3 separate regions of the Homo sapiens genome follow, and regions 1 and 3 are each linked to region 2. The links are chromatin contacts, found by Hi-C or POLR2A ChIA-PET in ENCODE. All regions are on one chromosome and are shown on one strand. Each heading gives the region's core, a stretch centred on a gene start or an enhancer-like site at or near the end of the contact. The rest is flanking DNA. Distances are from core to core; before and after follow the strand shown.

Evidence for each region. Hi-C counts contacts between places; a loop is a spot of excess contacts on that map. ChIA-PET counts read pairs that join two places held with the same protein, here RNA polymerase II (POLR2A). Pooled maps may share reads with other maps.
Region 1: a map of CD8-positive, alpha-beta T cell shows a loop between it and region 2 (24-fold over the local background). The contact joins the promoter of TMEM97 here to the promoter of PHF12 in region 2. A Hi-C loop is called at or near these places in 4 of 168 maps with a recorded cell type or tissue (CD8-positive, alpha-beta T cell, ascending aorta and naive thymus-derived CD4-positive, alpha-beta T cell) and 14 of 50 pooled maps. POLR2A ChIA-PET finds 5 or more read pairs at or near these places in 2 of 52 experiments (CD4-positive, alpha-beta T cell and MCF 10A).
Region 3: a loop to region 2 is called in a pooled map, with 6 times the contacts of the local background. The contact joins the enhancer-like site here to the promoter of PHF12 in region 2. A Hi-C loop is called at or near these places in 2 of 50 pooled maps. POLR2A ChIA-PET finds 5 or more read pairs at or near these places in 2 of 52 experiments (IMR-90 and K562).

Annotation. Positions count from the first base shown.
Region 1 is chr17:28,317,175-28,320,588 of GRCh38, reverse strand. TMEM97 (transmembrane protein 97) reads right to left here and starts at 1,389. Exons shown (of 3, transcript NM_014573.3): 1 at 1,224-1,389. The coding sequence starts at 1,349. RefSeq lists enhancers at 1,266-1,325, 1,806-2,065, 2,285-3,110.
Region 2 is chr17:28,949,703-28,953,205 of GRCh38, reverse strand. PHF12 (PHD finger protein 12) reads left to right here and starts at 1,688. Exons shown (of 15, transcript NM_001033561.2): 1 at 1,688-2,311; 2 at 2,960-3,141. The coding sequence starts at 2,246. LOC105371716 (a long non-coding RNA gene) reads right to left here and starts at 1,604. Exons shown (of 5, transcript XR_001752822.2): 1 at 1-1,604. RefSeq lists enhancers at 564-1,185, 887-1,296, 1,397-1,446, 3,187-3,503 and silencers at 1,617-1,886, 3,397-3,503.
Region 3 is chr17:29,720,842-29,724,229 of GRCh38, reverse strand. The region is part of intron 3 of SSH2 (slingshot protein phosphatase 2); the gene reads left to right. Among named protein-coding and RNA genes, the nearest start is that of SSH2-AS1, 83 kb to the right of the region's middle. RefSeq lists a silencer at 454-553. Within about 2 kb of position 1,394, at least 21 of the 41 ENCODE cell types and tissues checked have a DNase peak (open chromatin) inside an H3K27ac peak, as active enhancers do.

The sequences.
Region 1 (3,414 bases), core at 140-2,639, 630 kb after region 2:
TAATTTAACTCAACTCTCTCAACAGTTGAGGAGGATATAGAGCCCTGACCTGCCCAAGTCACCTCCAGTTCTTGGAAGAACCAAGTCCCCAGACTGCAACTTGCTACACGCTACCTACGCTTTTCCCATGCAAAAGGAGGTCAGAGGTCTTCCAGTTGTGTTTGGTTCTAGAAGCAAACAAAAAAGAGTGACTTATGGGAGTGGTAGAACATTCTTGAGCCGTGGCCTTTTTGGGAGAGTTAGGCCCCTTGAAAAGTCGATGGAAGCTATATTCTCCTTGCAGGAAACAAAAGGCACACACACTTGCACCCATTTTTGGGAGTTCATGACCCTCAGGTAAAGAACCCCTCCTCGGCAGATAAAAAGCATTTAAGGAAAAACAGACGCAAAATAAAATCTTCGGGTAGACAAGTCAGTCCTGCCTACAGTTATAGATAAGATGGAGAAACAAAACTGAGGACAGGAATTCCATGGAAGAAGGTCACAGGGTCCAGATACGAGAAAAAAACCTCAACGAACCGGGAAACTAAAACTATAGCTTTGAAGAAAAAAACAAAGCATTAAAGCAGAGTTTGGGGTTGAAAGAATGCTCTCCAACAACCAGGAAATCGGGATTTTCACCTTTATTTTTACTCAGGAGATCATTGTTACTCGAACCCAATATTGAAGAGCCAATCTGAAAAGATGGCAATTTACTCCTGAGCTCTGGAAGTTGCTGGAACCTGATCTCGAAGCAGTGACGATCTGTGAACGCCCCAGCTGCACCAACCAAGGTGCTAAACCTTCAGACAGGTCTATTTCTACTCGGATTTTTTCTTTGGGATCAGACTGGTATTTTAAAGCCCTTCCAAACAAACAAACAAAAAACCAGAAGCTTAAAGCAAACCTAACATGTGACTTTGGACACCACTTCATCCAGACTACTTCCCTCAGACACTGACAACCGGCCAGAGGTGGAATCGCGGGAAACCTTAAACCCAGGGAAGAAGTGACTTTAAAGGAAACAAAGCGTTCGCCCCCGCCGCTTGGGAGAAGGGGCTGGGATAGAGACAAAGCCCGAGGAAAACACCGAACTAAAGTTGGGTTAGGAGCGGGGGAGGCATGGGCAGGACCCGAGAGAGGCAACTGGAACCCAGAGTGCGCGAGCGCGGAGGAGGTGAAGGCCCTGTGGACGCAGCGCCGGGAGAGCCTCAGCGGGCCGGGATAAGAGGGGCGCCCCTCACCTCGACTGGGTAGAGCTCGCGCGGCAGCACCGCCTGCAGGTCCATGAACAGGGTGATGGGGATGTGGCTGAGGAAGTAGAGGCCCAGCAGCCACTCCACGCAGCGCCTGGTTGCCGGAGCCCCCATAGTCTGTCGGTTGGGCCTGGACCCGCTGATGTGAGAAGAGGGGCCAAATCCGCGCGCCTTCCCAGACCCACGCGCCTCGGTCGCCGCCTTGCCCCCGCGAGGGCTAGGCAGACCGCTTCCATTGGCTGGCGAGAAGAGGAGGCTCGTGGACAGGGGGCGGCACTCCCCACAGGGCGCACCCATTGGTCCGTATAAGTATAGCGCGTGGAGAAGGCGTCTCGTAAGCCATTTCCATTGGCCGCCAGGAGCGCCGTGTGGGCGGGGCTTAGTCACGCCGTTCGGCGCGCGGCTACTCAGTGTAGATTGCGGTTGTGAGCGCGAGCCTAGCGTTTCGGTGCTGGCCGCGTGGTATCCTGGTGTCCCGGCAGCTGCCGGCGGCGCTCCCTTCCCTCGTGGCTCCGTTCGCCACTACAACAGCAGTATGAAAACTGCACTGGCCCTTGGGCCTTCTGCAGTAAGTCAGCATTAAAAAAATAAAGCTGACGCTGTGCACGGTGGGTCATGCCTGTAATGTCTGCACTTTGGGAGCCCGAGGCAGGAGGATGGCTTGAGCCCAGAAGACCAGCCTGGGTAACTTAGTAAGACATTATCTCTACAAAAAATAAAAAATTAGCCAGGTGTGGTGGTGTGCACCTGTAGTCCTAGCTAGTTCGTGTACTAGTGACCAGCGCCTGTGCTGGGCCGCGGTACCCCGGTGCAGTGCGGCCGTCACGGAGCAGGGGTCGCAGAGCGGGGCACGAGCGCCGCGGTGCAGGTTCCCGGCCCAGCCGGGGTTGCGGGTCTGGGGAGGCAGCTGGCCGCGGTGAACAAAGAAGCAGAGGGGAGGACTCGAGGGACGTAGGAGGCAGTAAAATGGACAGGAATCCTCACCGGCTGTGGAGCATGAGGGAAGGTCAAGGATTCGTTTACACGTTCAGCAAATACTGATGTTCATCTCCACGCTGGGCGCAGGCCTGTCTCGGGGCAGGATCGCCGAGGCTGCCATTTGCTAAGAGGGGACACAGGGCAAGGGAGTGCGAGGAAGGAATGCAGCTTGGACTACGTGGACCTTGAGTGGGCTGCAGCGTTGGGTGGAGGAGGCAGTTGGGTGAGCCTGTCTGGAGTCGTAAGCTTGTGAGGCATCCGCCTTTGATGGCGAGCAGAGGGCCTGGGAGAGATCCTGGGGGAGCTCCAGCCTCAGGTCATGGGAGGAGGGGACTGAGATAGGAGCGTACTAGCAGGGGGCTATGTCACAGGGAGGGGCAGCCTGTCAACACTGAGTGATGCCCGCCTGTGGCCCTGTGGGGAACAGTTGTGTCGTGGGGGCAGGAGCCAGGGAGTAAGAAAGTGGGGAAATGGAGGCAGGAAGTGTAGACAGCTGGTCACGAAGGGGAGAAGACATGGGGCAGTAGCTGGAGAGAGATGCACTCGAGAGTTTATTTTGCAGGTGAGAAAGACTTGAGCTAGTTTAGTTTTGACAGTGGGAGAGGTTACCCCTACTCGAGAAGAGCAGGAAATGCGGCTCAAAGCCCTGGAGGAGGCGGAGGGAATGGAAGGATTGGGGTGGGTTAGGTGGGTGCACTGCGCTCCGCCCAGCTTCCCCTTCCCTTGGGGCGCTGTGGGCTAGGACAGAGGGATTATGGCAGTGTTGAAGGCCCAGCTGAGGTGGGGGGCCGCTGACCCGGAGGCCCCAATCTCTTAGGCTGTGTGCTTTGCATTTCTCTAGTGCGGGGTCTACCCAGAAGAAGGCTGTTGGACCCCTACAGAGTTTGGGTTCAGAAAAGCGAAAGGTGGCTTTGAAGAGCTGAAGAAGAGTGATTGAGGTGCAGAAGGTTGCAGTTCAAGCTAGGTAGGGGGAGAGGGAGAGGTGAGGCCAAAGGGGGCTGTAAGACAGGGAGACAGTGGAGGCCTGCTGAGGAACACGTGCCAGCGTGATGGGAGTCACTGGGCCGGAAGGGTGGGAGCTTATGAGGAGGGCGTGCAATACCTGAATTCCTGGGGTCAGGAAGAGGTTCTGCCCGTGGGAGTGTGCGGCTGAAATGGAGTGGAGGGGAAGGTCTTTGGAGATGAGGTCAAGGGAAGGCCA
Region 2 (3,503 bases), core at 439-2,938:
TCCACAGCTCCTGAAGTTTATTGTTGGCTCAGAATGGTAGAAAGCAGAGGGCAGCCAATTCACATGACATTCTCCACCCCACCATCCATGACCTTATCATTCTTTCCAGGCACCAAGAGGGTCATCAGAAAAGCGAAAAGTCAGGAAAACAGAAACCTAAGACTCCATACACTGACATCCCCACTCTGTCTAACTCATCCTCCTTACTGTCCCCAAAGCAAGCATAGTAATTCCTTAGACACAGTCGACATAGTGTAATGGACAGTGTCTGGCTTGAGAATCAAGAAATCCAATTCTTAGGTCTGCCATAAATGCACTATGTGACCTAGGCAAATCACTGCGCCTCCCTGTGCATCTGGAAAAGAGGGGATTAAATCAGATGGTCTCTAAACCCTTGCTAGTTTGACGACTCTGAGAATGCTGTGTCCCTTAACATTAAAAGTGGGCCGAGCACAGCTACGAAGCAACAATTCCAACTAAACCCCTAGTGTCAAGCACAACGATACAATTCTCTTTTCCACTGCTTCATCCACCATCAGGCAGCAATAACCAACCGCCCATCTCTGACGGCAATACCAAGGGGAGGAGCGGGCGCCCTGAAAAGGAGCATGAATCCCCGCCCAGAATGCGAGGCGGGCCCTCAGACTACAAATCCCGGCATGCAGCACTGACGCTCTCAAAAGTATCCCTTCCTGGCCGGCAAATGACTCTTCCCCGGGTCTATCCTACCATAGAGTGCATCGCACGCACATGGAACTACAGTTCCCACAATCCATCAGACCTATCGCGATTCTTGCTCCCAGGATGCAATGCGCCCCCGTTCGCCCTTTAGACCCTTTGGCGTTGCAAACTGGGAGTTGGAGTCCGGGGTACGCAGGTAGCTGGGCGTTGTCAGGATTACAAACTCTCCACTTTAGGCTTCCTCTTGAAGAGCAGATCTCAGGGACAGTGGTGAAGAGAGGGTGGTAACGGGCAGGCGGAACTCTCCAGTGCCACCACCACGCAAGGCAGGGATGCTGAGGATACAATTAACTGATAAAATTATCTGTCAGGAGCGGGAGAGAATTAGGAACCACAGTCATCCCACACGCCTCCAAAAGCGTCATTTTCTGTCTCAAATGGCTTTTCTCTTTACCAATATGGTGGCCTGGTCCAGCCACACCCGATGGTAGAACCAAACGGTCAAGTACAACATCCCTAGGAATACTGCTGTCACCGACAGGCGACCAGCTCCATCCAACACCACACCTTGCTCCTTTCTGTTCATGCCTGAGGACTCCAAGGGCATGATAGCCCATATCCCATTACCAAAATGGCGAAAGGAGCAGCTTTCTTGTGAGGGCCTGCGGAAGGCAATACGCCTGCGCGGGAGGCGTCTGTGTTATGGAGAGGAAGGGGGAGCACCCCCAACACGCCTGCGCAGAACAGAGTCGTCTTAGTTTGCACACAAACACCAATGGATGAACAGTCCCTAGCTTCCTGCGGCTGCGCCTTGACCCCTACAAGCTTTCTCAAGCGCCTGCGCGAGACCTCAGGTCCCGCCCTTTTGTCTCAGTGCGCTGGCGCAGGGCAGAAAGGTGGGGCTTCGGTCCTCCAGACGAATGCCAGCGCGGCTGCGCGCTGGGGGGTACTCCCTCACCGCGGCTGCGCGGGAGCCAGGCCGCCGGCTGTCACTGCGGTTGCGCGCGGCGAGCGCCGATCCCGGGGCGCCTGCGCGGGTGGCTTTGCGGGCGCTCGCGGTAAGTTTGCGCCAAGTGCGCGGCAGCCGGGACGCAGACGGCGGCGGCGGCGAGAGGCGGAGCCCGGGGACCACCCCCCATCACCCTCCCCCCAGTCACCTCACGTACCACAACCTCACGTAACCTCTCACCCCCCCTCCGATACCCCCAGCCCCGGGATGGCAGCGCCCGCCAGCCTTCCCGGCCGGACCGGCTGTCGCCAGTGCCGGCTTTAGCCTGTGGGACTAGGCCCCGCCGAGGCCTGACCCCCGGAGCCGGGACCCACTGTGCAGCCAGCAGCCGGGCCGGGACTGAGGGGCCGCTCCCCCCTCGCGGCCCGTCGGGAGGACGCTGTCGTCCCGGGGACTGGGGGCCGGGGGGTGGGGGGGAGCCAGGGCGAGGAAGTCGGGACCCGTATTGGGAAAAAAGCGGGGCCGGGGTCAGGAGCGCCCCCTCCCCTCACCTCCCCCCTCCCCCCGGGGTTGGGGGGGCCGGAGCAGAGAGCACCCAGCCCGGGAGGTGGATGAATGTGGGAGAAAATGGAGACCAAGACGATCGTGTACGACTTGGACACATCAGGGGGGCTGATGGAGGTAAGAGTGGCCCTCCTCATCTCCTTCCTCCAGCGCCGGGAGGGAACCTCCGCCCTCCGCCCCACAAAGCCAGTCCTAAACTCGAAGCGCCTAGATGGCCGAGGGAGGGGGATTCTTCCTCACCTAGCCTCTCCCTCCCCTCTTTGCAATTTAGGGGGCTGAGCTCAGCCTCCGAGGACGTTTGCAGCAGTTTCACCTACCCGCCGCCCTCGATTCGCTCTCCCGAGGCGCCAGCCCACTCCATCTCGTTGCACCGGCAGGCCTCCCCACCCCCTTCTTGTTGGCCCCTTTGTGCTTCCCCCAGCACGTCCGGGTACCGGGCTTTGGGCCTCTCCCGAGCGGGTCTTTGGAGTCCCCCACTGTCCATACAAGGAAGTGGCAAGAAGGGAACCGCGCACCCTCTTCCCATCCCCCTACCCTTGATCCTCCCCATTTGGAAGAAGCTGTTCTCGTTGTTGTGCTGCAGGAACGCGGTTAGGGTGGGCTCCCCCTGGTTCCGGGGGCTGAGAGATTCTGGGAGCAGCCTGGATGGGAGGAAGAAGGACAAAAGGGGGGAGAGGGGTGGGTGACGGAGAAACCGCGCCGGGGGGGCGACGGACCGCCCGGGAGCTCCGAGTGTGCACACACGCCGTTTGTATGTGTGTGCAGCAAATCCAAGCTCTGCTGGCTCCCCCCAAGACGGACGAGGCAGAAAAGCGCAGTCGGAAGCCTGAGAAGGAGCCCCGGAGAAGCGGCAGGGCCACCAACCACGACAGCTGCGATAGCTGCAAGGAAGGTGGAGATCTCCTGTGCTGCGACCACTGCCCGGCTGCCTTCCACCTCCAGTGCTGGTAAGGTCTGGGGACCCTTTTGGAGCTTCTTGGCGGACCCTTCTCTGCGCATTCCTTCACCCGGCCTGCCCCTGACTGCCGAAATAACGGGCGCTTGCAGCCGCTAGCTGACTTTCTGCAGCTGCCGGGGCGAGCACCTCCCCGCCCCCAGGTGTCCGCCGGGTTCTGGCAGTTTAGCGGGGAGGAGCAGCGGTGGGTCCGGACCCCGAGGTGGGGGTTGGGACGAGTGAAGAGAACCCCATATGGGATTGGAAGTCGCTGGGGAGCCGGGACAGAGCCGGCCGGGGACAGCCGGCAGTGGCGGGGGAGGAAGGGGAGGAGCTCCGGGCCCAGTGCCGCTTGCCTGCCCGCGCGCCCGCTGC
Region 3 (3,388 bases), core at 145-2,644, 770 kb before region 2:
CCACATTTTAAAACCTCAGTTAGATTATATGAGTACAGAAAGAATAGGCACCTTCCTCTGTTTTGCATGTATTACACCTTTGAGTTAAAATCTGTATCTAGTTGATTAAATTATAATTTGGTCTGTTGTAGCTTTTGCTGTCACCAACAGGAAAATGTGGGTCCTGTGAACTATGTGGAATTAACTGACTGAGAATTCAGGAAGAGGAGCTTATATAGGACCTAAGAGAGGCTACTGTGCCTGAACAAGAGATTTCCCACATCTTTTGTAGTCAGTTTGCCCAGAAGGTAGATGTATGGGAGTATCCCATACAATACACCCAACTTCTCAGAAAAGGGAAGTTCAAGACAGAACACCAGATAGAACTTTGCAAGTAAATTTTTCAAGTGGAAGAAGTTCCCCCTAGCATGAGGCCTGATTAAAGGCTGCAAACAAGAACAAATAAGGCCTTTCCTGTGGTTTGTATGACAAATGTGGGCTTTCTCACCTGCCAGAAGAGCTGCCCTACCCCCCACCCCAGAATCACTTTGGTCCTTTATAAAAATTGAAAACACAGAATAATATCATTAAAGAAAATTTTCAAAAAGAGAAAAAATTACCCACAATGTTAAGTTCCTTACTTAGGGCCATTTCCATTCCTGCCATGTTACCTTCCCGTTCTTCACATGTACCAGAGAAGAGGTTTTGTAATATCTTCCATACTTTCTTATCTTCCAAAGTGTTCTTGAGTCTTCAGCTTCCCTATTGCCATTTTCAGATCACATTCATTAAGCACTGTGTATATAGCGTTACACTGGGCACTATATAAAGCAGTGTGAATGGCAATTTCCCTTCATTGCCTTACATGCAAGAGCAAACAATATAGGCCTAGGAGTATTCATTTAACTAAACAGAAATAAAGTTAAACATATATCAAAGCAAGGCAGTAGAGCAGATGAACAACTGTATTGTCTTTGCTTTTACATGAGTTTTCTGTACATGATAAGCTTTTTTTTATTTGGAATTGGAAAATGAAGGGAGGTTTGGGGCCATTTGCATCTCACCCAGATTTTTATACAGTATATTGTACCATATCTCATCTCCCACAGAGATGGGATATCTTGCCCACAGAGATGGGATATCTTGCATAGAGCTAAGTAGTGCTACTGACAGAGAACCTCAGTCACTTAAGTGGAGACATATGGGCAGCTTAAGGTCTCCTTATTTGAGTAGTAGACATTGCCGATGGCAAAGCATTTTGGGAAGAGGGGTAGCTCATAAATGAGGAACTTAATCTAAGAAATTATTTGTTCTTCAGCCCTGTGGCTTCGGATTGTTGGTTTCTTCACGGTTCACTTTCTCTCAGGCTCCACCCCTCTCTCACTGCAGAGAACTTGTTGACAGCAGCTCTACTTTTTCCAGTCTTGCACAAAGGCAGATGTCTGAAAATTTAGCTTACGCAAACCATCTGTGTGCTTGACTCTGTTCCCACGGTGTGTTTTCCTGTACTGCCCCTCCCCACTTTTCGGTCCTTTTTAAAAACTGAAAACACAGTATAATAACATAATTTAAGAAAATTTTCAAAAAGAAAAAAATCACCCACAATATTACTATCCTTATTGATAGCTGTTTTCATTCCTGCCATGTTATCTTCCCGTGCATAGCTTTTTGCGTAATTGTGTCCTTTGTCTTAAGCAGAAGTTCAGATACTTTGTCATTTAGCCACTTCCCTGTTTTTCTCCTGGCATTATCTTTTGGTTTTTGGTCTTGAGTTACTCAAAGGACATTGCAGCTTATCAGTACTCCATCGATGAGTCCTTATTTTTATTTTCCTTTCTGACTTTTGAAACCCAAGTACTCTAGAGTATGGCTGAGATCCAACTTTTTAAAAGTAAGACATATAACATGTGTGAAGGATTTTTTTAATATTTAGAAACTGCTGTTGTAAATTACACTGACTTTTTTTTTTTTTTTTTTGAGATAATGTCCCGTTCTATTGCCCAGGCTGGAGTGCAGTGGCGCGATCTCGGCTCACTACAACCTCCACCTCCCGGGTTCAAGCAGTTCTCTGCCTCAGCCTCCCGAGTAGCTGGGATTACAGGTGCCGGCCACCATGCCCAGCTAATGTTTGTATTTTTAGTAGAGATGGGGTTTCACCATCTTGACTAGGCTGGTCTTGAACTCCTGACCTCGTGATCCACCCTCCTCAGCCTCCCAAAGTGCTGGGATTACAGGCGTGAGCCACTGCATCCGGCCTTACAAATTACATTGACTTTCAAGAAACATTACCCTGCCCACCCAAGGACAGTCTCATTTAGAAAAAAGACATGTCTATACTTTTCTGCCCTTTGTTGAGTTGCAAGCCTCATTTCTTCTAATACCTGACTAATCTTGTTAGTAATAGTGTTTCACTTGTAACTGGTCGTCTCCCTTTTCAGAGCTGTTATGTCTCACCCTTTGTCTTCTTAATGGTGAATAAGGACACATCCATGCCTCCTCATCATTTTCCCTTTCTTGTTTGACAAAAAGAACAAAATGGACCATGTTTCCTTGTTTTGGTAGAAAGTTTGTTATTGAATATCTTCAGCCACCTTCCTTTCAGAAACCGTAATCCCCAATACTTAGACATTTGAAGGGTTGGACCTGTGGTGTCTAGGGTCCCCTGATGACTTAGGAAGTCTGCAGGATTTACATACAGCTTTTCTAGCTGTCTTACTGTGTGAGAAAACAAAAGACCCTCAGAATTCTAGCTTTCCTTCCAATCATTGCAGAGAAATTTTGCCTTTAGTAGTAAAGCCGGTGGTTAAAAGTTTTTCCTTTTTCCCTTGTTTTCCTGGGTCCTGAGTTGCCACTGGGGTAGATTATAGGACCTAGCTCGACCAAAACCTAAAAGCAATCCAGGGAACAAGTGTAGGATTATACTGCAATGTCCGTTCTATGCTGGAGCAAATATATAATGAATCTTAACTTCTTTTCTCTGATACATTTAAAACACATATGAAAGTTAAATTTACTCTTGGATCATTTTGATTAGGTTATTTTCCTCTTTTTCTAAACCCTAACTAAAATGTTTGGAATTATTGTTATTTCACATCCCACTCTAGAGTACTGCAAAATACTACTGTGTGATCTCTTTGTCCCCAGCTCCCCAAGAGCTGTGGATCATTGCGTCTTCATAAATTTACTTTAAAATGTGCATTTAGTGAATTTGAACTGTTAAACATTGGATTGGACATCAAGAAAGCTTAATAAATTAAATTTGCAAGAAACCAGTAGAGTGAATTTTTCATCTGTAATGGTGTTACAATTCTGTAGTGATTCTGTAAGGGGAAAAGACTAGGAAACAGAGAACACTGGATGGGTGAAAAATTGTGAGGTAATTAAGGACAGTGACTTCTACTTGCTTTCT